Regions from separate parts of the Homo sapiens genome. Here region 2 is linked to region 1. The links are chromatin loops, found by intact Hi-C in ENCODE. Cell type or tissue: pancreas. All regions are shown on one strand. Each heading gives the region's core, and the rest is flanking DNA. Links, peaks and the distances in the headings are about the cores only. Region 1 overlaps VARS2 (valyl-tRNA synthetase 2, mitochondrial). Region 2 has its middle 33 kb from the start of MUC22.

Region 1 (10,987 bases), core at 1,791-9,790:
AGGCTGCAGTGTAGGAAGGACTGGGGCCAGGGGTTGGGGGAGCTCCCTGAGAATTGGAATGAAGAAATGGGAAGCAGGAGACCTCCTGCCCTGAAGACCTCTCCAGCTGTGGTAACTGAGAGGATGTGTGGGATGGAGGCTGGGCGGCCCAGCAAGGGCTGGCTCATATCCTTACTCAAGCCCAGAATCTTGGCAAGAGGCTTGGGAGGTCCTTTCTGAGTTTTAAAATGACCTCAGAGGCCACTCGTCCTATCTGTGGAGGTGCGGCCGTGCAGGAAGGGCAACATTGTCTAAAGTCCCCTTTCTCTCCAGGCTGTGGAGTCGGGGGCCCTGGAGCTCAGTCCCTCCTTCCACCAGAAGAACTGGCAGCACTGGTTTTCCCATATTGGGTAAGGGTAGGGTAAGGGGAGCTCTTGTGGAGATGGGGAGGGGGGACTGACTGGTTATTCTAAGACTTCACGAATGTCCTCCCGGCAGGGACTGGTGTGTCTCCCGGCAGCTGTGGTGGGGCCATCAGATTCCAGCCTACCTGGTTGTAGAGGACCATGCGCAGGTGGGTAGGAAGAAGCACCCGGAGGGCCGAGTGTGGCACAGAGCACCTAGCCCAGGAGTCAGAGCTCCGCAGGGCCAAGTCCCGCTCCTGCCTGGTCATGTGCTTCATGCTCATAGTCATGTAACCTTCTGCGCGATCAAGGCTCCCTGAAGTGGCATTTCTTTATCTCACCCCTGGGGGAACCTGGCCACTCTAAGACCACATGAGGACGTGAAAACCAAGTGACATTTACACCTGTCAGCTGTTCTTCCTCACTCTCCCCAACCCCTTCCTACTTTTGCAGGGAGAAGAGGACTGTTGGGTGGTTGGGCGGTCAGAGGCTGAGGCCAGAGAGGTAGCAGCGGAACTGACAGGGAGGCCAGGGGCAGAGCTGACCCTGGAGAGGGGTGAGTGCCTGAGCTGGGGAGGGATGTACAGGGGAGCGGGGGCCTGGGCATCTGGGCCTTTGAGGGGAACAGATCCCAAGATACAGAAGGTAGGGTCAGGAAAGTTGGGAATGGAGCCAAAGGGGACAGCCCTGGTCTCTGGGGGTGGGGGTTGGCCTAGAATGGTGGCAGCAGTGGTCTGAGGTCCTAGAAGCCAAGGTTCCAACTGTCCCCATTCTTTTTCTGTTTCCCAGATCCTGATGTCCTAGACACATGGTTTTCTTCTGCCCTGTTCCCCTTTTCTGCCCTGGGCTGGCCCCAAGAGGTGAGGTGGGTTGAGAGGGCGAAAGTGAAGGGGAAACGATAAGGAAGGGATGGCTGGGCCCCCACAGAGGCTTGAGGGGGGCCTGGGGCCTGGGCCTCTTACTGCTCCTCTTCCCCCTAGACCCCAGACCTTGCTCGTTTCTACCCCCTGTCACTTTTGGAAACGGGCAGCGACCTTCTGCTGTTCTGGGTGGGCCGCATGGTCATGTTGGGGACCCAGCTCACAGGGCAGCTGCCCTTCAGCAAGGTAAGAGCCCTTCAGTGCCCTGCCGCTTTCTGTGACTCCAGTGTTCCCCAAACCTTGTCCTCCCTTCTAACCCCTAATGTGGTCCTTTCCACGTTGCTGATTCCTTTTTCCTAATTCACTTCCTACCCTACCCCCAAAAGTATGGAGGCCAGAGATCCCAAGGCACCTCCAAGGAAACCCCCCTCTGTTGACCCCTCCCTGCCCCCAGGTGCTTCTTCATCCCATGGTTCGGGACAGGCAGGGCCGGAAGATGAGCAAGTCCCTGGGGAATGTGCTGGACCCAAGAGACATCATCAGTGGGGTGGAGATGCAGGTGAGGACGAAGCACCCACTAGAGGGACAAGGTTTGCAGGGTTTGCAGGAGAGAGGAAGGCAGGCTGAGGGAGGAGTGAGGCCAGCAGGTGTGACCCTTATAGAGGCAGGGCCTTCGACCTGGGTCGTGAATTGCCCCCTTCCATCCCCAGGTGCTGCAGGAAAAGCTGAGAAGCGGAAATTTGGACCCTGCAGAGCTGGCCATTGTGGCTGCAGCACAGGTGAGTCATCGCTGCCTGCCCCCCACCAGCTCTAGCTCACCACCTCTGGCTTCCTCTGCAACCCAGGTCCTGGCCCTGCAGCCACAAAGGCATCTGCCACCCTTCTTCTTCCTCTGGTTGCAGAAAAAGGACTTTCCTCACGGGATCCCTGAGTGTGGGACAGATGCCCTGAGATTCACACTCTGCTCCCATGGAGTTCAGGGTAAGCCTGGGCGAGGGGTGTCGGGGTGAGCAGAGGGCAGCGGGCACCTGTGCAGGGGCAGGGCAGGGGCAGGACTTCTGGTGCTGCTGCCACCTACATGCAGACTACCTCGATTCTTCCCTTCCAGCGGGCGACTTGCACCTGTCAGTCTCTGAGGTCCAGAGCTGCCGACATTTCTGCAACAAGATCTGGAATGCTCTTCGCTTTATCCTCAATGCTTTAGGGGAGAAATTTGTGCCACAGCCTGCTGAGGAGGTAAGAGAAAACAGAGGTGCTTGGGAGTAGGGTAGTCAGGTGTCAGAGGGCCAAGGTGGCATCTGGAAGGAAAGGAGGCAGGGGAGGGGGAGTCAGGCCATCCTGCCCCCTCTGCCTGCAGCTGTCTCCCTCCTCCCCGATGGATGCCTGGATCCTGAGCCGCCTTGCCCTGGCTGCCCAGGAGTGTGAGCGGGGCTTCCTCACCCGAGAGCTCTCGCTCGTCACTCATGCCCTGCACCACTTCTGGCTTCACAACCTCTGTGACGTCTACCTGGTGAGTGAGGCTGGGGGAGGCTTGGTATTCCCATGCCTGCTTCTAATTCCTCTGGAAATTTCCAAGGCAGAGAGCTCTGGAGTTAATAAGTTCCCAATTGTCCCCTCAGTTAGGAGAGGAGAGGAGACGAGGGAGTCTCAGTTCCCCTCTTCCTGGGACTGGTTTTGGCAGTGCAGCCCAGGCACTGTTGCCTGCCTGTCACCTGGGGAGAGGAGGAGGAGGGAGACTTCTAGAAATGTCTGACAAGTCGGTGTCAGAAGGCAGAGGGGAATTTTTTCAGTCCCTGTAGTTGCTGAGTTTGGCCCATGGGCAGGCTGCGTGCTGAGAGAGGCCTGGGAGGGACTAGCAGCGGTCTTTAGACCAGGGGTTCTCACGCTGTCCTACGTCCAAAGCACCTGGAGGGCTTGTTGACGGTGGATCCCCCCCGCTCCACTGCCACCCCAGAGTGGCTCCTTTAGCAGGTTGGGGTGGGGGTGGGTGGTGTAATGAATATTCATTTCTTGTCCCAAGTGGTGCTGCTGCTGCTGGCTGTGGACCACTGCCCTAGCTCAGCCTTTTAAAAACCTCTGTCCCCTGTTGATAAGCAAAAAACTCAATGATTTTTTTCCCTAAACTACATGTTTCCCTGGAAATCCTGTCCCTGTGTACTGCAGAGAATTGCTGTCCTGGAGTCCCCTTCTTTGTGCTGAGTGTGTCCTGGGACTGTGGATCATATCAGAAGTGCTAAGTGCTTCTGCCTGTCCCTCTCTCCCAGGACCCATGGCCTGCCCCACTGGCGGGTAGCAGTGGCTGTAGGGAGGAGGGCTGTGGCCCTGGACCTGTCCTCTGACCATTGGCTTCCTCTCCAGGAGGCTGTGAAGCCCGTGCTGTGGCACTCGCCCCGCCCCCTGGGGCCCCCTCAGGTCCTGTTCTCCTGCGCTGACCTCGGCCTCCGCCTCCTGGCCCCACTGATGCCCTTCCTGGCTGAAGAGCTCTGGCAGAGGCTGCCCCCCAGGCCTGGTTGCCCCCCTGCCCCCAGCATCTCGGTTGCCCCCTACCCCAGCGCCTGCAGCTTGGTGAGTCCCAAGCACCTTGGAGTGGGTCTGTGGGTGAATGGGGGGGAGCACCTTCTGAAGGGGTTTGCTGCAGGGGGCTCATCTGCAGGAATGGTTCGTACTTTACTGTGGAGCCCTGGGGAAGATGGATTGTTCCTGCAGGGTTGCTGCGATGACCCTAGGGTCTTGAGGGACAGTATTAGCGTAGTGCTCAAGAGCAGGACTCTGTTGCTAGACTGCTATTTTTGAGCTGTGTGATCGAGCCTCAGTTTCCCGCATGTTTAAACTAGGAACAGTAATAGTATATGTTATGGTTGTGATGAGGGTTGGATAAGTTAGTAATAGGGTGTCCCCAAAATCTCAGTGCAGCTTTAATAACTTCAGAAGGATAAATGCTATGAACTCACCCAAAAATTATTTTAAAATTTAACTATTTAAATTTATACTTATTTGGTTTTGAGTTTTGACTAATTCATTTTAAATTCTAATTTATTTTTGGTTGGCCATTTCAATCACAGCAACTAAACAGGCATCAAACACTGATCATCTAAAACCTCTTAAATGACGCCTCACTTTTTGTCATGTTCCTTGAGATAGTGGATTTTCTGTGGTGCTGAGGACAGATCTCATTGCCCTAAGGAGATGGGGTGGATGGGTCGAGAAGAGAGCCAGCAGGGTTGGTACTGAGTCTCCCAGGAGCCCCTTTGCCAATTCTGGGTCCCCCCCATTGCCAGGAGCACTGGCGCCAGCCAGAGCTGGAGCGGCGCTTCTCCCGGGTCCAAGAGGTCGTGCAGGTGCTAAGGGCTCTCCGAGCCACGTACCAGCTCACCAAAGCCCGGCCCCGAGGTGAGGCAAGGCGGGTCCTGGGCTCGGATCCCTGCAGGAAAAGGGGGCTGGTGGGGAAAAGAGCAGAGCCTGAAGGGCCAACCCCCCCGTTAGGAGGTGCAGGGTAGGAAGGGAGGCAGGAGCTGAGGCCTTGCCCCTGACAGTTTCTTTCTTTCCAGTGCTGCTGCAGAGCTCAGAGCCTGGGGACCAGGGCCTCTTCGAGGCCTTCTTGGAGCCCCTGGGCACCCTGGGCTACTGTGGGGCTGTGGGCCTGTTACCCCCAGGCGCAGCAGCTCCCTCCGGCTGGGCCCAGGCTCCACTCAGTGACACGGCTCAAGTCTACATGGAGCTGCAGGTGACCAGAGGGGATGGGGAGGGTTAGGGCAGGCTTGGGAAGCATGCTGGGAGGAAGGGAGGGGCTGGGCTCTATAAAGTAGGGGAAGGGACCTTCTAATGGAGGATGGAGGCCTGGCAGCAGGCGGATGTCTGAGCCTTTTCTCCCTGTTCTTCCCCAGGGCCTGGTGGACCCGCAGATCCAGCTACCTCTGTTAGCCGCCCGAAGGTACAAGTTGCAGAAGCAGCTTGACAGCCTCACAGCCAGGACCCCATCAGAAGGGGAGGCAGGGACTCAGAGGCAACAAAAGGTAAGGCTGAGGGAGGCCCCCAGAAGGCTCCACCCCTGAGGGAATGTGGGCCAGGAGGGGCCTCATTCCTGGATCCTCACCTCCTTTTCTCCTCGTCCAGCTTTCTTCCCTCCAGCTGGAATTGTCAAAACTGGACAAGGCAGCCTCTCACCTCCGGCAGCTGATGGATGAGCCTCCAGCCCCAGGGAGCCCGGAGCTCTAACTCATCATCCCCATCAGTTTTCCTCCCTCTCAGACCTGTCTTTGAGGACAAACAGATTTGTCAGCTGTCAGGGTGCAGTGGGACGTCAGAGACTATGTGGTCCATCGCCTTCATTGTGTAAATGAGGACACAGACTGGCTTGGTCGCAGTGACTGTGGTGTCCTTGAGATGCTCACATTACTGCCCGGCCTGCCTCCCACCTGGAAGTCTGGGAATGAGGAGATTGAGATAAACTTTTGAAATCCCAAACATGTCTGTTTATGGCTCTTTGGTCCCCTTTGCTCCCAGTGGTGACTTTTGTGCTTCTGAGTTGTCCCCTGAGAGCTTGGTCTGGGAAAAGAGGAGGAGGGGTCCTCGCTGGAGGAAGAGGAACTTTCTAGTCATGGGTAGGGTATGGGCACAGTGGTTCCGGTTCTACCTACTTTCTGGACTAACTGACAGTGCCCTGGCTTTTGCAGGCTCTTTCTCCTCCACTTCTCACTAAATGGAAGCTTCCCCGCTCCTTGGCTGTATCCCTAGAGGTGCTGAGAGAAGTAGGACTTCCTCCAGACCTGATGGGCTGCAGGCTGTGCTGCAGATGGTGTGCCCCCACCTTCTGTGCTCTGACACCTGAGTGCCCAGCCTCTGAGTTACACATTCACAGCACAGCCAGCCACCTTACCCACGCCAAACACCATCTCATCTCCATGGAATTCAAGGGCCTGGCCCTTCCACGCCCAGAGTACATTCTGTCCAGCAGCTCTGAGTAGCCTGTCCTGGGCTGGGTCCTCTGTGGTGCTAGATGTACAATGCCATTTAATCCTACTGAAAACCTCATGAGGCGGGTGTTAGCTCCATTTTGGAGATTTTTATTTTTACTTTATTTTTGGGACAGGGTCTCGCTCTGTTGCTCAGGCTGGAGTGCAGTGGCATAATCATGGCTCACTGTAGCCTCAACCTCCAGGGCTCTAGTGATCCTCCTGCCTCAGACTTCTGAGTAGCTGGGACCACAGGTGTGCACCACTGTGCCCTGCTACTTTTTTTTTTTTTTTTTTTTTTGGAAACGGAGTCTTGCTTTGTCACCTAGGCTGGAGTGCACTGGTGAGATCTTGGCTCACTGCAACCTCTACCTCTCTGGTACAAGTGATTCTCCTGCCTTAGCCTCTTGAGTAGCTGGGATTACAGTTGTCTGTCACCACGCCCAGCTAAATTTTTTTTGTATTTTTAGTAGAGACAAGGTTTCACCATGTTGGCCAGGCTGGTTTTGAACTCCTGACCTCAAGTGATCTGCCTGCCTCGGCCTCCCAAAATGCTTGGATTACAGGCATGAGCCACCATGCCCAGCCCTGCCCTGCTAATTTTTAAAATTGTTCTGTAGAGATAGGGTTTTGCCATGTTGGCCAGGGTGGTCTTGAACTTCTGGGCTCAAATAATCCACCTGCCTTGGCCTCCCAAGGTGTTGGGATTACAAGCATAAACCACTGCGCCCAGCCCCCATTTTGGAGATGAAGACGTGTGCTCAGAGAAAAGTCTCCACTGGGACCTAACCCAATAAATTAGGTGCAGGCTCTTTCTGGCTGCTGTAACTAAACTTCAAATATAATGGTGGCTTAGATGAGGTGGATGTTTCTTCTGCTGGGCATAAGTAGTGCAGAGATCTGCAATAATGGGAGCCCACACCTCCTTCAATCTTATTTTCCTGCCATTCTGATGCATTGTCAAACTTCATGTCCAAGGTCTGCACCAGCTCCCATCACCGTGTCTGCATTTCCACCCAGAGGGAGGAGGGAAAGAAGGGGATGGGCAGTTTTCTTTTTCTTTTTACTCTGTTTCAGCAAGGTGTTTTTTTTTTTTTTTTTTTTTTTTTTTTGAGCACCTGCTATGGATGGGCTGGGCCTTATTCTGGACACTTAGATTCATCAGTGAGTGAAACAAAATTCTGTGCCCTTGTAGTACTTTCCTTCTAGCAGGACAGTCAGAAATAACATACAAATGAGTGAACGATATACTATGTTTGAATGTCATGAATGCAGGGGAGGGAAAAAGGATAGAACAAGGTAAGGGGACTCTAATGTGTTTGTGTGGCGGGGGGCAGGTTGTACTTTTAAATAGTGGGTCAGGGCAGAACTCACTGTAAAGGTGAGGTTTAAGCAAAGGCTTGTAGGAGGTATAGGAAGAGCGTTCCAGACAAAGGGAAGGGCCAGAGGAAAACAGATAGAGGCATGGTCAGACAGCTCGAGGAGTAGCCTGGAGACCAGTGTGGTGGGGCAGAGTGAGAAGGGGAGGATGGTGGGAGGTGGAGAAACAGAGGTGAGGGTGGGGAATTGGTGGGGGGTAGGGAAGACTCAAGGCGGACAATCTGGGGCTTGTGTCCAAAATGGTAGCCAGTTGGCTACCTAAAGCATTAAATAAAATAAAAACGTTCAGTTTCTTAGTCGTACTTGCCATATTTCAAGTGTTTTGGTAGTTGCATGTGGCCAGTGGCTACTATGTTCGTCAGCACGGTTATAAAACATTTCCATCATCACAGAAAGTTCTATTGGAAAGCACTGATCTAAGACCTTATAGGCTGTTTCAAGAACTTTGCTTTTCCTCCTCTGAAATGGAAGCTCCTTTCTTTTCAAGGATACTACCAGAAAGTTGCCCACCTCCTTTCTACTTGCATCCTATTGGACAGAACGTGATCACATGGCCACAGCTAGCTGCAAGGGAGGCTGGGAAATGTAATGATCCACATGCTGAGTTGAAATCTACATGACTATCCAAAAGGAGGAGGATGGCTGTTAGGGGGGCCAGTTAGCAGTCTCTGCCACCCCCAGGTCTGGTGAACCCCAAAGCACTCTTCACTGCACTGCTCTGTTTTGAGCCTTGGGAGACAATTCTTTGAGAAAAATAATCTGGAAATCACATCCTGGTGATCTCAGGCCCTGAAGTCTAGGAACCAGGTTGAGGTGCATTTAGCTGTCTGCTCTACCAACCTCTTGGACATTCAGATATCCAGTCCCCCAACTTGTTTGGGGATCCTCACAGCTGCCCCATGGGCGTCACCTGCCCATTACTGCAGGCTAGGGGCAAGTCATAAAATACTAGTCTCCTTTGGAGCCCCCTGCTACCTCTCCTTGGGGGCTAATTGTCCCAGGACAGTTGTGAAGGAAGGTAGACCAATTTTTTAAGTGTTTTTTTTCCACCCTGCCATTTTCTATGCTCCCCTCATCTTCAGTGATGCTCCATACTGAACTCTTGTTGTCTTCTGTCTCCAAAGGAGTCAGTCTCCAATTTCATATGGAGATAATGGAGGGTTGTGTAGGTGTGGGGGGCAGAGTGGGTACCACAGAGGACAGAGAGCAATCCTATCAGTACCCCCCACTGCTCAAGTCTGAGCTGCAAGTTTGTGTTTTGAGAGCTGGTGAGAAGTCAATTTTTTTTTTTTTTTTTTTTTTTTTGAGACAGAGTCTTGCTCTGTAGTCCAGGCTGGAGTGCATGGTCTTGGCTCACTACAGCCTCTGCTTCCCAGGTTCAAGCAATTCTGCCTCAGCTCCCCGAAGTAGCTGGGACTACAGGCACATGCCACCATGTCCAGCTAATTTTTGTGTTTTTAGTAGAGATGGCGTTTCACCATGTTGGCCAGGCTGGTCTTGAACTCCTGACCTCAGGTGATCCACCTGACTTGGCCTCCCAAAGTGCTGGGATTACAGGCGTGAGTGAGCCACTGCGCCTGGCCAAGATAATCTTGAGAAGGTGGTCAGGAGTGCCTGCCTCAGAAATCAGCATAAGGAGGACCCTGAACCCCAGGGGACTAGGAGTTATATGTTGGGACCAGGTTTCCATCCTAACAGCAATCCCTACCATCCTGCCGACGACCTATAAGACAGGCTGTGATATGTCCCTAAGTAGCTTCCCTGTGTGATCCTCACAACAACCTGATGGTGCAGGAATAATGAGAAAAACTCAGAATTGTGTAAAAACAAAACAAAACAACAACAACAAAAACCTTCCCCCAAACTGGGAGGGAGCTGAGAGGCCAAAAAGTGACTCAGACAAGTCCAGCTTGGTGAGTAGATGAGTTTTTTAGGACTTACATACAAGGCACTCCTGGATGGCAGCAGGACAGCTTTAGAGATCCGTGCTGCCTCCCATGCTAAAGCTGCTTTCAAGCTAATTTTCTGACTCTGCCGACTGTGTGTGTGCGAATGGACTGTTTTCCTTGGTGGGTTCCCAGATACTCTCCGGGATGTTTGGGTTCTCAGGGACACCTGCTCCTCGGCCAGGCACCGTGACCTTGGCTCGCCACCTGGCCTTCAGGATTCAGGCAGTGGCATACACCGTTAAGTAACCTGGTAGGGGACCTGTCACACTACAGCAGGTACCATCATTGTTCCCATTTTGCGAGTGAAGAAATGGAGGCTCCAAGAGGATAAGAAACATGCCCAGGAATTCACATGTGGGCTGGTGTCACCTCATACTCACATGGTTAACCAGGACAGGCTCAGCTTGCACCTGGCCTCTCCTCCCCAGCACTTGCGCCTGGCTGGGCATCCTCTCACAAGCTGAACCCGTCATCTCTCACCTGAGTGCCCACCCACCTCCCACCCCAATTACCTGTGTGGATCCATGGGCCAGGGGAACCATGTCCTGGGGGTGTTCTGCCTATGTCTCTTTCTTTGGTTTTTGAGCCCCTGGCCCCAATGCTTAAGCAAAGGGAAATGAAATAAAAATCTTGCTTAAACCAAGACCTCTGTCTAGTGCCTGACTTCTCCACTGCTATTAGATCTCAGGTGAGTGACTTGCCCTCTCTGAGCTTCAATTTCCTTATCTGTAAAATAGGATAATGATACCTAGTATGCCACATTCAAGACTGCTGCAAGCATCGAAATAGGGATGCAGGAGAAAAGCAGGACTTCAATAAATGTTGCTTCTCTTTATTCCCAGGTGTTCCAAAGATCTCAATTTGGTGTGTGTTCCTATGCATGCGTATATGTGTGTGGTGTGTGTGTCCCCAAACAACTCCCCAGATGCCTTGTAGGCCTGTGACACTGGTGTTGAGGGAGACATTGTCCATCCCTGGAACCCTCTGCTCAACAGGGGGACAGTCAGAGACTTGAGCATCCAACCCCCACTTCCTGCCAGCTCTGTGCTCAGGGACCCACAGAGTCAAGCAAGTTATTGAATTCAGCATACCGAATTTTATTTATTGCCGCTCAGGAGGGTGGGGGCCTGCTGAAAGACAGGGTCGGGGCCTGCCTCCTGCATCCCCGGCCCAAAAGCCCGGGCCAAGAAGGACACAGGCTTCAATGGCTGTCATGTGTTGCAGACAACATGGTGTTGAGATCTTGCATGGTGGAGGGTGACGCTGGTCCCTGAAGGGAGATGGAGGAGGAGGCAGAGCTGGGAACAAAGGGTTAAAGGGCGCCATGTAAGAGAGCTCTCCATTCCCACCACGGAGACATCCAGACCCCAGCAGAGGCCCAAACTGACTCACAAACACACAGCCCCATCTTTCCCCTTCCAAAGAACTACCTTTTCAAGCAATTCCAGGAAGCTGGACTCATA
Region 2 (10,987 bases), core at 1,217-9,216, 120 kb after region 1:
CAGGCAAAGTAAACAAAGCAGATGCATTCTTTACAATTCGGATCACTGGGAGAATTTTCCTTCCCCACTGTCCTGCAGGGCTGCCGTGAGTGGGGTGGTAATGCTGCAGCAGCCTGCTCTCTGTGGTGTTAGAATAGCATGCAGAACCACCCACACACCAGAGGAAACCAAATCTTTCCTTTCTCAGTCAACTAGACATAGGAAACCCTTCATGTGACTGTGATTATGGAGAGAGAGGTTAGGAATGTAGCTGGAGATGCCACTGGAGTTACAGCTGCCTACTCATGCCTCTTACTTGTGCCTTGAGGAACTAACTCAGCCAAATTCGCAGGCACCACTTCCATTCAAGGAGGTGAGCACTGCTAAGTATGCCCAGTCTAGTGTGGTGGTGCAGACAACACCCAGTTCATAAAGGGCAGCTCATGTTTCATGAACCCTCGCATGCTGAGGACCCAAGATTAAGTCAGATGCTAGGATGTGGAAGAGGGCTTGCTTTTGCTCCAAAACTCTGGGGACCTGTGCCGTGGCTCTTCTACTAGCTACCCAGTGTCTCCACACAGCTTTCTGATGTACCACAGACATTTTAGGCAACATTGGATCTAGTCAGCAATGTCTCAAGCAGCCTTATGGCCTTGCTTTGGTTCCCACTTGAAAGTGGGGAAATATGCGCAGACGGAGCCTAGAGATGAACTTTGAGTAAGATGTTATTTATGTTCTTTTTTTTTTGAGATGGAGTCTTGCTCTGTCGCCCAGGCTGGAATAGTGGCACGATCTTGGCTCACTGCAACCTCCGCCTCCCGCCTCCCGGGTTCAAGCGATTCTCCTGTCTCAACCTCTCGAGTAGGTGGAACTACAGGCGCCTGCCACCATGCCTGGCTAATTTTCGTATCTTTAGTAGAGCCAGGTTTTTACCTTGTTGGTCAGGCTGGTCTCAAACTTCTGACCTCAAGTAATCCACCTGCCTTGGCCCCACAAAGTGCTAGGATTGCCGGCATGAACCACTGTGCCCGGCCACGTCATTTATGTTCTAAGCCCCATAAGCTCCACCCTGACTTGTAGATCGCAATGATGTCTTGTATGTTACCCTAAAGGTTTGGGTGTTTTCATTTCCCCATTGCACTGTCACGATGATAAATGGCTGAGATTCCTTTTGAAAGCTAGGAGGAAGATTCGCGGCACATCCTGGTGGTGGTGGTGGATCTTGCTGCCTTCCCTTCATTTCTAGGTCTGTGAACAGGTTCGGGCCTGGGAATTAGGTGAGAGTCTGTGGCAACTCAAGTCAGCTCTCTGTTCAACCACCTGGATATTTTCACTTATATAGATCAAGTAAGATTTTAGTGGTTAATTGATTAATGATTAATTAGCCATAGCCAAAGAGCCCTGATTACAGCTCTGGTCGTGATGCCCACATCGATAATCATGCCTGTCTTGTCTCTGGAGGGAAAGCCCTACCACCTACCTACTGTTTCCTGAAGATTCCACCATGCCCACTGAAATCAGGAAGCTCATTTCAATGGTCAGATCATCCACCATTGCATTTAGCAAAGAGCTGCTACAGAGCTTTTCAACGATGCTGGTCCTCTCCCTTCTAATGCCTTGATGAAGACAGTTTCAATGGAACCTTCTGGGAGGACGTAATGAAAGAGTGAGTGAGCAAGTTGCACATATTAAATCCATTCCAACATAACTCTCTTCCTAAGTCTTTTGATTTTTTTCTTCCGCTTATACTAATGAAATACTGGGATCTCAACTTTATTTAGTGTAGGCCACCACTAAGTCCACATTTCAAGCAACCGAGAGAACTATTAGTGCAACTCACACCTACTTGAGCTAATGTTTTGAATCTAGAACATGTGATAAGTTCACCCATGTATTTGTTTTCTATCAGTGATAACTTACTACAAATGCAGCAGCTTAAACCAACACCCATTTATCAGACCACAGTTCTATGAGGCGGGTCTGGGGCCAGCATGACTGACTCCTTTGCTCAGTCTCACAGGTTAAAATGAAGGTGTTAGTTGAGCTGCATCCTCATCTGGAGGCTGGCATCTCTTTCAAGCTCACGTGGTTGTGGCAGAGTCCAGTTCCTTGTGTTTAGAGTTGAGGCCCCTGTTTCCTTGCTCACTGTCATCTATGGTTGTTTTCAGCCCCTAGATCTGACTCAACGCATGGAGCTGGAGGCCACGAGGGGCATTGTAATAGGGCCTGTGGTAGGCAGAATAACAGCCCCTCAAAAACATCCACGTTTCAATTCCCAGAACCTGGAAATATGTTACTTTATATGGCAAAAGGGACTCTGCATGCATGATCGCATTAAGGATCTTGTAATGGGGAGATTATCCTGGATTATCTGTATGGGCCCAATGTGATCACAAAGGTCCTTATAAGAGGGAGATGAGAGGCCGGGCGCAGTGACTCACACCTGTAATCTCAGCACTTAGGGAGGCTGAGGAGGGTAGATCACGAGGTCAGGAGTTCGAGACCAGCCTGGTCAAGATGATGAAACCCTGTCTCTACTAAAAATACAAAATGTAGCCGGGTGTAGTGGTGGGTGCCTGTAATCCCAGCCTCTCAGGGGGCTGAGGCAGGAGAATGGCTTGAACCCAGGAGGTGGAGGTTGCAGTGAGCCAAGATTGCACCACTGCACTCTAGCCTGGGCAACAGGGCAAGACTCAATCTCAAAAAAAAAAAAAAAAAGAGGGAGACAGGAGTCAGAGTCAGAGAGATTTGAAGATGCTGCGATGCAAGCTTTGAAGATGGAAGAAGGGGCCACAAACCAAGGAGTGCTGGAAGCCTCTAGCGGTGGAAAAGGTGAGTAAACAGATTCTTCTCTAGAGCCTCCAGAAGGACCACAGACCAGCTGACACCTTGACTTTAGCCCAGTAAAACCTATTTTAAACTTCCGATCTCCAGAACTGCAAGATAATATATTTGTGCTATCTTCAGCCTGAATTTGTGGTAATTTGTCACGCAGCAATAAGAAACTAATACAGGGCCTGAGGAAAATCTGTGTCCCCTTGCCAAGGGAGTGCTGTGAGGGCGTCACTATAGGGTCTTCAGGCAAGAGAAAGTGACTTCCTCACAGAGGGGAGGAGGGGCTACTTCTGCTGGCAAGGAAAGCTCTGCGGGATTTGGAGGTTCAAAGTTTTTCAGACTCATCAAAATCTACCCAGGTGTCTCCACTCCAATTCTGGGCTTCCGTTAACAAATATTCCAAATGTCACACACGAGACTGGCAAAGATATAAATGCAAGTTGAATATAATTCTCCAATCTGCAGAATCAAACTGTGGGTCTGGTTTTTTCATACATAGTCCCTGTGGCTTTGAGAGATAAGCATGTCTTTTAGAATATTCAGAGAAAGCTCTGTGTTCGCTGGCAATGCCTTGACTGAGGATGCAGCAGAGGGGTCATTTTTTTCCTGTAATCTCCCAGTGCAGCCACCCACAGTCCCGGCAGTCAACACTCCCAGCTTCACGATCTGTCACAGCGACCACCTGGGCTCCCGGCCCTTCCCTTCAACAATTGCTTTATTCCAGGCACCACCACAGGTGATAACTTAAGTCACTTTTTCTATCTTTTGCTGTGTAATACAAAGACTTCATTTTATACTAGCATGAGGTCGCCCCTGCCCTCAAGCCTAATGGGTCAGGGAACCAATCCCAGATTGCCACCTTTGAACGTCAATTTTCTGAAACCTCTTGTTATACCAAATACTGTAACAGTCAGAGTTCACTTATGAAAACAGAAACCACTTTGGATATTTCAAGCATAAAAGGATTTAGTACAAGAAGTAGATGTTTATAAAACCACTCGAAAAGGTGGTGTGCCGCCCATTGCTTCCCATTCTATACACAGTGATTCACGCTGGTCACACGCAGTCAGCTCTGGCGGGTGCATTTGCACCACGAGAAGTGAGTTGTTAAACATTTACCAGCACACACGCTGCAGGGGACCTAAGGAGAGTGATGGCACTGGAAAGAGGAATGCTCCTGCTTCTAATCCTCCTTGATAGAGGCGCTCCCCTTTTGTTTTTGAAGAATTTATAGAAGCTTTTCCACCGGGGAGCTTCAGCTAGGTCTTCTCATCAGTGCTGTGTGCCAGACAAGCCAGATGATCAAGGAAGTACCTACACTTTGGACACTGTCAGTTTGCCTGGGGACTGAGAGCTTACAGTCCAAGCTTGCTTCAACTCTGGCTGAGGCCAACAGAGAGAGCCCAAAGACAACTGAAGGAGCGGCAGAAAACAAATATGGGAACGGGGTAATTGGCTTCCAGTTCCTTCATTCGCAGGTCATGAAAAAAACCTGGGGCTAGACTCCATGAGAGTTTTTTTGTTTTCTGTTTTGTTTGTTTGTCTGTTTGTTTGTTTGAGACTGAGTCTCGCTCTGTCACCCAGGCTGGAGTGCAGTGGCGCGATCTCGGCTCACTACAAGCTCCGCTTCCCAGGTTCACGCCATTCTCCTGCCTCAGCCTCCCGAGTAGCTGGGACTACAGGCGCCCGCCACCACGCCCTGCTAATTGTTTTGTATTTTTCGTAGAGACAGGGTTTCACTGTGTTAGCCAGGATGGTCTCGATCTCCTGACCTTGTGATCCACCCGCCTCAGCCTCCCAAAGTGCTGGGATTACAGGCGCGAGCCACCGTGCCCGGCCTGTTTTCTGTTTTTTTGAGACAGGGTCTTGCTCTGTTGCCCAGGCCCTTGAACTATTCCACTTCCCACTCCTCCCCAGGCCCTTCCTAATGGGACTAAGTCATCCTCCACCCTCACCTACCTTCTGGCTGCTGTACCCTCCTCTCTAAGCTTGGGGATTCTGCCACTGCTCACAGCTGGAAGAACAACAGCCTACATGTCCAGGCCTTGCCCAGTCCAGATGATGCTTTAAAGGCCTTCTTCTTCTTCCTTTTTTTTTTTTTTTTTTTTTGAGATGGAGTCTCACTCTGTTGCCCAGGCTGGAGTGCAATGGCGTGGTCTCAGCTCACTGCAACCTCTGCCTCCTGGGCTCAAGCGATTCTCCCGCCTCAGCCTCCCAAGCAACTGGGACTACAGGCATGTGCCACCACACCAAGCTAATTTTTGTATTTTTAGTAGTGATGGCGTTTCACTATGTTGGCCAGGCTGGTCTCGAACTACTGACCTCGTAATCTGCCTATCTTGGCCTCCCAAAGTTCTGGGATTACAGGCATGAGCCACTGTACCCGCCCTAAAGGCCTTCTTTGAAAGAGAAAAAGAAGAGGTGGCATTCTGTGAAGGAACATCAAGGACCAGACATCCAGCTTCCCCTGCAGCCCAGGTCCCCCTAGCGGTGCTTCTCTTCAGATTGAGGACCTATTCTTTGGAGTTCCGAATTCCTAGTAGTCCAGCCCTCAGATCTCCACCTTGAGACTCCACCCTCAAGATTCTCATTTTCTGCCTTTCCCTTCTAAGGCTTAATCCCATCGGGACTAAGGGAGGAGCCTTCCCTTCCAGCCTCACACAGGCAGACTATCTCAAAAGAAAGAGAAAGCAATTTTCCCTTGCATGCTGGCTGTTTCACTTCCTTCTACTTTTAGGAAATGGTGAGTGATTTTGTTTAAAAGAGAATAATCTTGGAGTTTGAGTAGAGTTTGGGGAAAGTGTTGACAACTTCTGGGACACACACTCTGTCCTTGTTGCCCCCATTCTCTTCAAGGCAGGAGGGATGATTATTTTGCTTCTTTCTCTCCAATGCAACCCAGCATCTGTCCTCCGTTCTGTTCTCAGTGGCAACTCTTCTGCCCAGAAGATGGACCTATTTACTCTATAATACATCATTCCCAGATATAGGCGCATTAGAGTTGGAAGAGAACTTGAATTAGTGTCTGACCACCCGTAATAGGCAGGGATCTATTTCCAGCGTCTCTGACAGCAGTCATCTAGCCTCTAATTAAACACTTCATGAGACATTGCTGTTCCACACTCACGCAGATTTAATTCTCTCTAGAATCTGCCCCAGCATGGCTTTGACTCTTGTGTTTTATGCCCCTGACCAACACAAAACCAGTCTATTCCCTCTCCACAGGCCAGCTTTTCATCTCAACTTCTCACTTAGTTTCTCTCTTGGCTCTGACCCTAACCTAAGGCATCGACACACAGTTTTGGGATTCTTCCCTCAAATCTAAATTGGCAATCCTTATGTTAGTCCAGACAACACCAAGGCAAGAACATATGTGGAGGGTGAAGGGCAGCACCTACATCCAGGGAGAGAACAGGGCCATCGATGAGGAGAGGGTCTATAGGGATCTGGGAGGTCAAGGGCTTGGTTGTTAATGGGATGGAAAATCAGAACAGGGTAGAAAATAGGCATGACAGGGAAAGAAGCTCAGTCTCACCTTAACTCTAACTGATCCAACAAGAAAGCTGAGCCACTTTCCTGAATCCCAGAAGATCTTATTTCTTCAAGCTGACATGACTGATTCTTTACTAGTCCATGTGTCAAGACCATCTGGGGTCCCTTAAACCAGTGGCTCCCAAACTATTTTTTTTTTTTGAGACAGAGTCTTGCTCCGTCGCCCAGGCTGGAGTGCAGTGGCGTGCTCTCAGCTCATTGCAACCTCCACCTTCCAGGCTCAAGCGATTCTCGTGCCTCAACCTCCCGAGTAGCTGGGATTACAGGTGTGCACCACCATGCTTGTCTAATTTTTTTGTATGTGTAGTAGAGACAGGGTTTCTCCATGTTGTCCAGGCTGGTCGAGACTCCTGGCCTCAAGTGATCCTCCTGTCTTGGCCTCCCAAAGTGCTGGGATTACAGGTGTGAGCCACTGCGCCCAGCCCCAAACTTTTGTGTTCAGAAGAATTACCCGATGTAGTAAAAATGCACATCATGGTCCCCTCCCAAACCGATTCCGCTTGATTATCTGCCCCCTAGAGGAAGGGCACAATACTGTTTGGAGAGGAGCTTGATGGGCCTTCAACTTTTCTCTTACGTTCTTTAGTCGGAGAGTATCATGAATAGTTAAAAGAATAACACCATCCCCTGTAAACCCTGGTCTTGTAACTCCCCCATACCTGGGATATGGAATAATGCATGGGTTAAGGGCTTTAGGGGCTGGCTCTGGGGTCAGACTGCCTTGATTTAAATCGTTGTTCCACTACCTACTAACTGTCTGACCTGGAACTAGCTGCTTAACTTCTCTAAACCTCAATTTACCTATCTATAAAATGGGGGTAATATTAGTTTCTATCTCAAGGAGGTATTGTAAGGATTTTAGTACTAATTTATATGTGGCACTTAGCACAGTGCCTGGAATATAGTGAGCATTCTTAAATGACAGCCACTATTATTATCACTAGTATTACTCATAGTAGCGGTAGTGGTGAACAAAACCAAATTTCCAGTGGAGCCAACCAGCCACCCTTTCTTAACCAGCTGTAACTTCCAGTGAAATCACCACGATCATCCCCCCAGATTAACCCCACCTTCCAGTGGAATCACTGTGACCACCCCTCCAGGATCAACCACACCATCCAGCGAAATTACTGTGAACACTGCCCTGGACCAACCACACCTTCCAGTGGAATCACCATGACCACCCCTCCAGGATCAACCACATTATCCAGCAGAATCACCGTGACCACGCTCCCTGGACCAACCACACCTCCCAGTGGAATCACTACAACCCCCCTGCCCTGGGTCCACTATATCTTCCAGTGGAACTAACACAACAACCGCAACCTCCAGTGTCACCAGCACAAGTGCAGCCCCTCCAGGGAATGAGGGAAGGTCTAATGGATGCCTGAGGCTGTGGGAAGTCATCCTAGTCACTCTGGCCTTGGTTGCAATGGCTGTGATTCTCTTCACAGGGCTCTTTTATTTCATGAGTGCCTGATGTGTGGGAAATCCTTTTTCTGAGGGAGGGAGTGCAGGGAACTGAGGAGGGAAGCAGGGTAGAGAGAGTAGGGTCATTGTGTGGCTAATAGGGAATGAGAAATCAGGAGAGGGACAAAGCAAGACAGAGACAGCAGGTGAGAACCAGCAAGAGAGAGGGCTAGAAAAGCTGGTACATGTTCAGAGGAAATTGATGAGGAGAGAAGGGGCCAAAGGAGTACTGAGGCTGGGGAGGCCGAATGGGGAGTGGGGACACGTGGGATGGGAGAGCACTGGAAGAGGGGCATAACTCTGAACCATCCATCCTTTTGTTTTCTAGAGAAACTCTCTGTGCCTAAGAAACCTCTTCACCAAAGATCTTCACATCCCAAACCTTGGTCCATGTCCTCAAGGATATCATGGAGTCCAAGATGGGTCAAGTGAGACTGAAACGGATTTTAGAGACCAGTGTTCTCCCACAGGCATGGAGCTGATGAGGAGACACAGTGTCCCTAAAGGCAGGCACTTCACTGTCCTCAGGGTGGGGAGGACCAGCGGTCTCGGTTTTCCTCACTTGCCCCCAGGGCTGCTCCTCCCAGCTCTGCTCCAGCCCCTGACACTCCTACCTTCTGTTTAGTTCTCCCAGACCTGAAACAGGAGGCTATCGCTAGTGCTGAATGATTAAATAAGTGCATCTGCTCTATGTGACAGCCAGACTGTGGGTGTGTGCTTGTATATTGCTGTGAAGAGAGGTTTCCTATATCATGAGGACACTCTTTCGCTGTGACCTCCCAGTTCTCAAATCCTAGCATGAAATCCAGAGACCTCACATCTGTCCCATTTTCTTCCCCACTCCTTCCCTGCTCCCCGAGGCCTCTGGGTCGATGGAAGAACGGAGTCAGGAGAGATGGGGGAAGGCAGGTGCTGGTCTTTACAGACGTGTGTTGCATGGCAGGAAAACAGCCTCTGCGTGAGCCTAGAACATGAACTGGAGGAAAGTGATCCTGTTTTCATGTTGTGAGGTAGGAAAGAGCTTGCTACTGGGGCCACCCTTAGACATGGCCACTTTTCCTGGCCACTCACGTCTGCTCTGGGCTGCAGGTGTGAGTTGCCACCTTTCTCTCCTGTGGGCTCCCAGCCCAGCAACTGTCCTGGGCAGGGAGAATGTGCTCCCAGTTTTTGCAAGGGCAGGACTGGCTTGCCCTGCTACGGTCTAGATCCTCAGCAGCTCCCCCAAAACCAGGCCTCAGAGGGCACACATGCCAGTGTCAGCACCATGCTCAGGCCTGGTCCCACCCAGGCTTCTGGTGCAACTTGCTCTCGCACTCGCACACGCACCCCACTGATTCTTCCTCCCTGTGAATCACTCGCCTCTGCTTTATCAGTTTCACCCTCTGCTAAGTCTCTTCAGCTTCTGGGATTCTCCTGGGTCTTTGGGAGAGCCTTAACAGGACCAAGCTGTTTCTCTAAGAACATTTTACAATATGATGAACAAAACTGTTTTTAGGCTGGGTGCGGTGGCTCATGATGCCTGTAATCTTAGCATTTTGGGAGGCTGAGGCGGGCGGATCGCCTGAGGTCAGGAGTTCAAAACCAGCCCTGCCAACATGGCAAAACCCCGTCTCTACTAAAAATACAAAAATTAGCCGGGTGTGGTGGCACATGCCTGTAGTTTCAGCTACTCGGGAAGCTGAGGTGGGAGGATTGCTTGAACCTGGGAGGCGGAGGTTGCAGTGAGCAGAGATTGCGCTACTGCACTCCACTGTGGGCAACAGAGAAAGACTCTGTCTCCAAAACAAAACAAACAAAAAACATAACAACAACAACAAAATCTATTTTTAACAGATGCAAGAGAGTATCTACTGTACAATTTATTTGCATGAAATTCAACAATAGGCAAAACTAATCTATGGTGGCAGAGATCAGATCTCCTATGAGGGTGAGGGTTTTTAGGAAGGGGGCACTTTCTGGGTGATAGGAATGTTTTCTATATCAACTGGTCTGTTGGTTACACAGGTAAATACACTTGTCAAAACTCAGCTAACAGCTGGGTGTGGTGGCTGACGCTTGTAATTCCAGCACTTTGGGAGGCTGAGGTGAAAGGATTGCTTCAGCCCAAGAGTTTGAGACCAGCCTGGGCAACATGGCAAGACCTCATCTCTACAAAACATACAAATATTAGTCGGGTATAGTAATGCACACCTGTAGTTCTAGCTACTTGGGAGGCTGAGGTGGGATGATTGCTTGAGCCCAGGAGGTCAAGGCTGCAGTGAGCCGTGATGGTGCCACTGCACTCCAACCCGGGCAACAGAGTGAGACCCTGTCTCAAAAAAACAAAACAAAACAAGAAACCTCCACTAACTGAATTCTTAAGATCTGTGCATTTCACTTTTTGTAAATTTTACCTCAATAGGAAGAAAAAATGTATATTCGGGTTTTTTATTTTGGGATTTTTTAATTTTTATTTTTATATTAGGGTTTTAAAATAATACCTTGAAGATATTTATCAGTGTATCCATTATCTCCTCTTCAGTTTTAAGAGCCCCCAGACCTTTTCGTAAAATAATTATCATCTTTTGCACTCATTTTTTCATTCATTCATTCACCATATTTACTGGACACCTGCTTGGCATGAGGTCTCAAGGAGCTGGGGCAGCTAGGATGACCCTGTAGGTCACAGTTGGGTGAGGGAGGTACATAAGTTACAGGCCAACGCATCAAGTAGTATGAATGGAAGCACCACAGGAGGAAACATCTAACTTGATGAGGGGAGGAGAGGCTGACTCACATAGAAGGTGACATTTGGATTTTGAGGAGTTAGCAGGCATTTACGAGGAGCAGAAGAGGAAATGCCAGGCAAGCAAGCAGCTTGTGCAAGACTGGGCATGGCACGGCCAGTGAAGGTCAGAAGACCTGTGGGGCTGGAGAGCACAGCAGAGGGAGCTGGGGCTGGGGGCTAATGCGTGGCTTTGAACACCACTCCAAGGAGGCCAGATTTCATCCTTTAACAGCACAAAGCCCACAGATCACTTTAAGGTGTAGTGGGACACAATTTTTTCCCCAATAAGAACACTTCAATCAGCTGAGTGAGTAGAAAATAGAGGCTGGAAACCAGCAAAAATGGTGTTGTAATGCCCCTGCAAAGAAAGAAGCAAATAGACAA

The links. Peaks named below come from ENCODE experiments on the same cell type or tissue, not always from the same donor. Only the 100,000 strongest peaks of a DNase experiment are listed, where the experiment ranks them.
Region 2: it touches region 1 in a loop (2.2-fold over the local background); 41 of 110 quality-filtered maps call a loop at or near these places.

What each region holds. Positions count from the first base shown.
Region 1 is chr6:30,920,753-30,931,739 of GRCh38, forward strand. It overlaps VARS2 (valyl-tRNA synthetase 2, mitochondrial), which reads left to right. Exons shown (of 30, transcript NM_020442.6): 16 at 313-389; 17 at 478-553; 18 at 837-939; 19 at 1,173-1,243; 20 at 1,364-1,489; 21 at 1,698-1,802; 22 at 1,954-2,022; 23 at 2,146-2,224; 24 at 2,352-2,479; 25 at 2,601-2,753; 26 at 3,602-3,808; 27 at 4,522-4,633; 28 at 4,792-4,967; 29 at 5,128-5,256; 1 more. The coding sequence ends at 5,458. It overlaps SFTA2 (surfactant associated 2), which reads right to left. Exons shown (of 3, transcript NM_205854.3): 2 at 10,955-10,987; 3 at 10,601-10,822. The coding sequence ends at 10,736. Among named protein-coding and RNA genes, the nearest start is that of SFTA2, 5.9 kb to the right of the region's middle. RefSeq lists enhancers at 931-1,512, 1,161-2,360, 2,094-2,675. In pancreas, for the core only: no CTCF peak of the experiment used is centred there; DNase peaks (open chromatin) are centred at 4,601 and 6,117; H3K27ac peaks cover 1,489 bases.
Region 2 is chr6:31,037,622-31,048,608 of GRCh38, forward strand. No RefSeq gene overlaps it. Among named protein-coding and RNA genes, the nearest start is that of MUC22, 33 kb to the left of the region's middle. RefSeq lists a silencer at 151-445. In pancreas, for the core only: a CTCF peak has its summit at 5,270; no DNase peak of the experiment used is centred there; H3K4me3 peaks cover 342 bases; H3K27ac peaks cover 976 bases.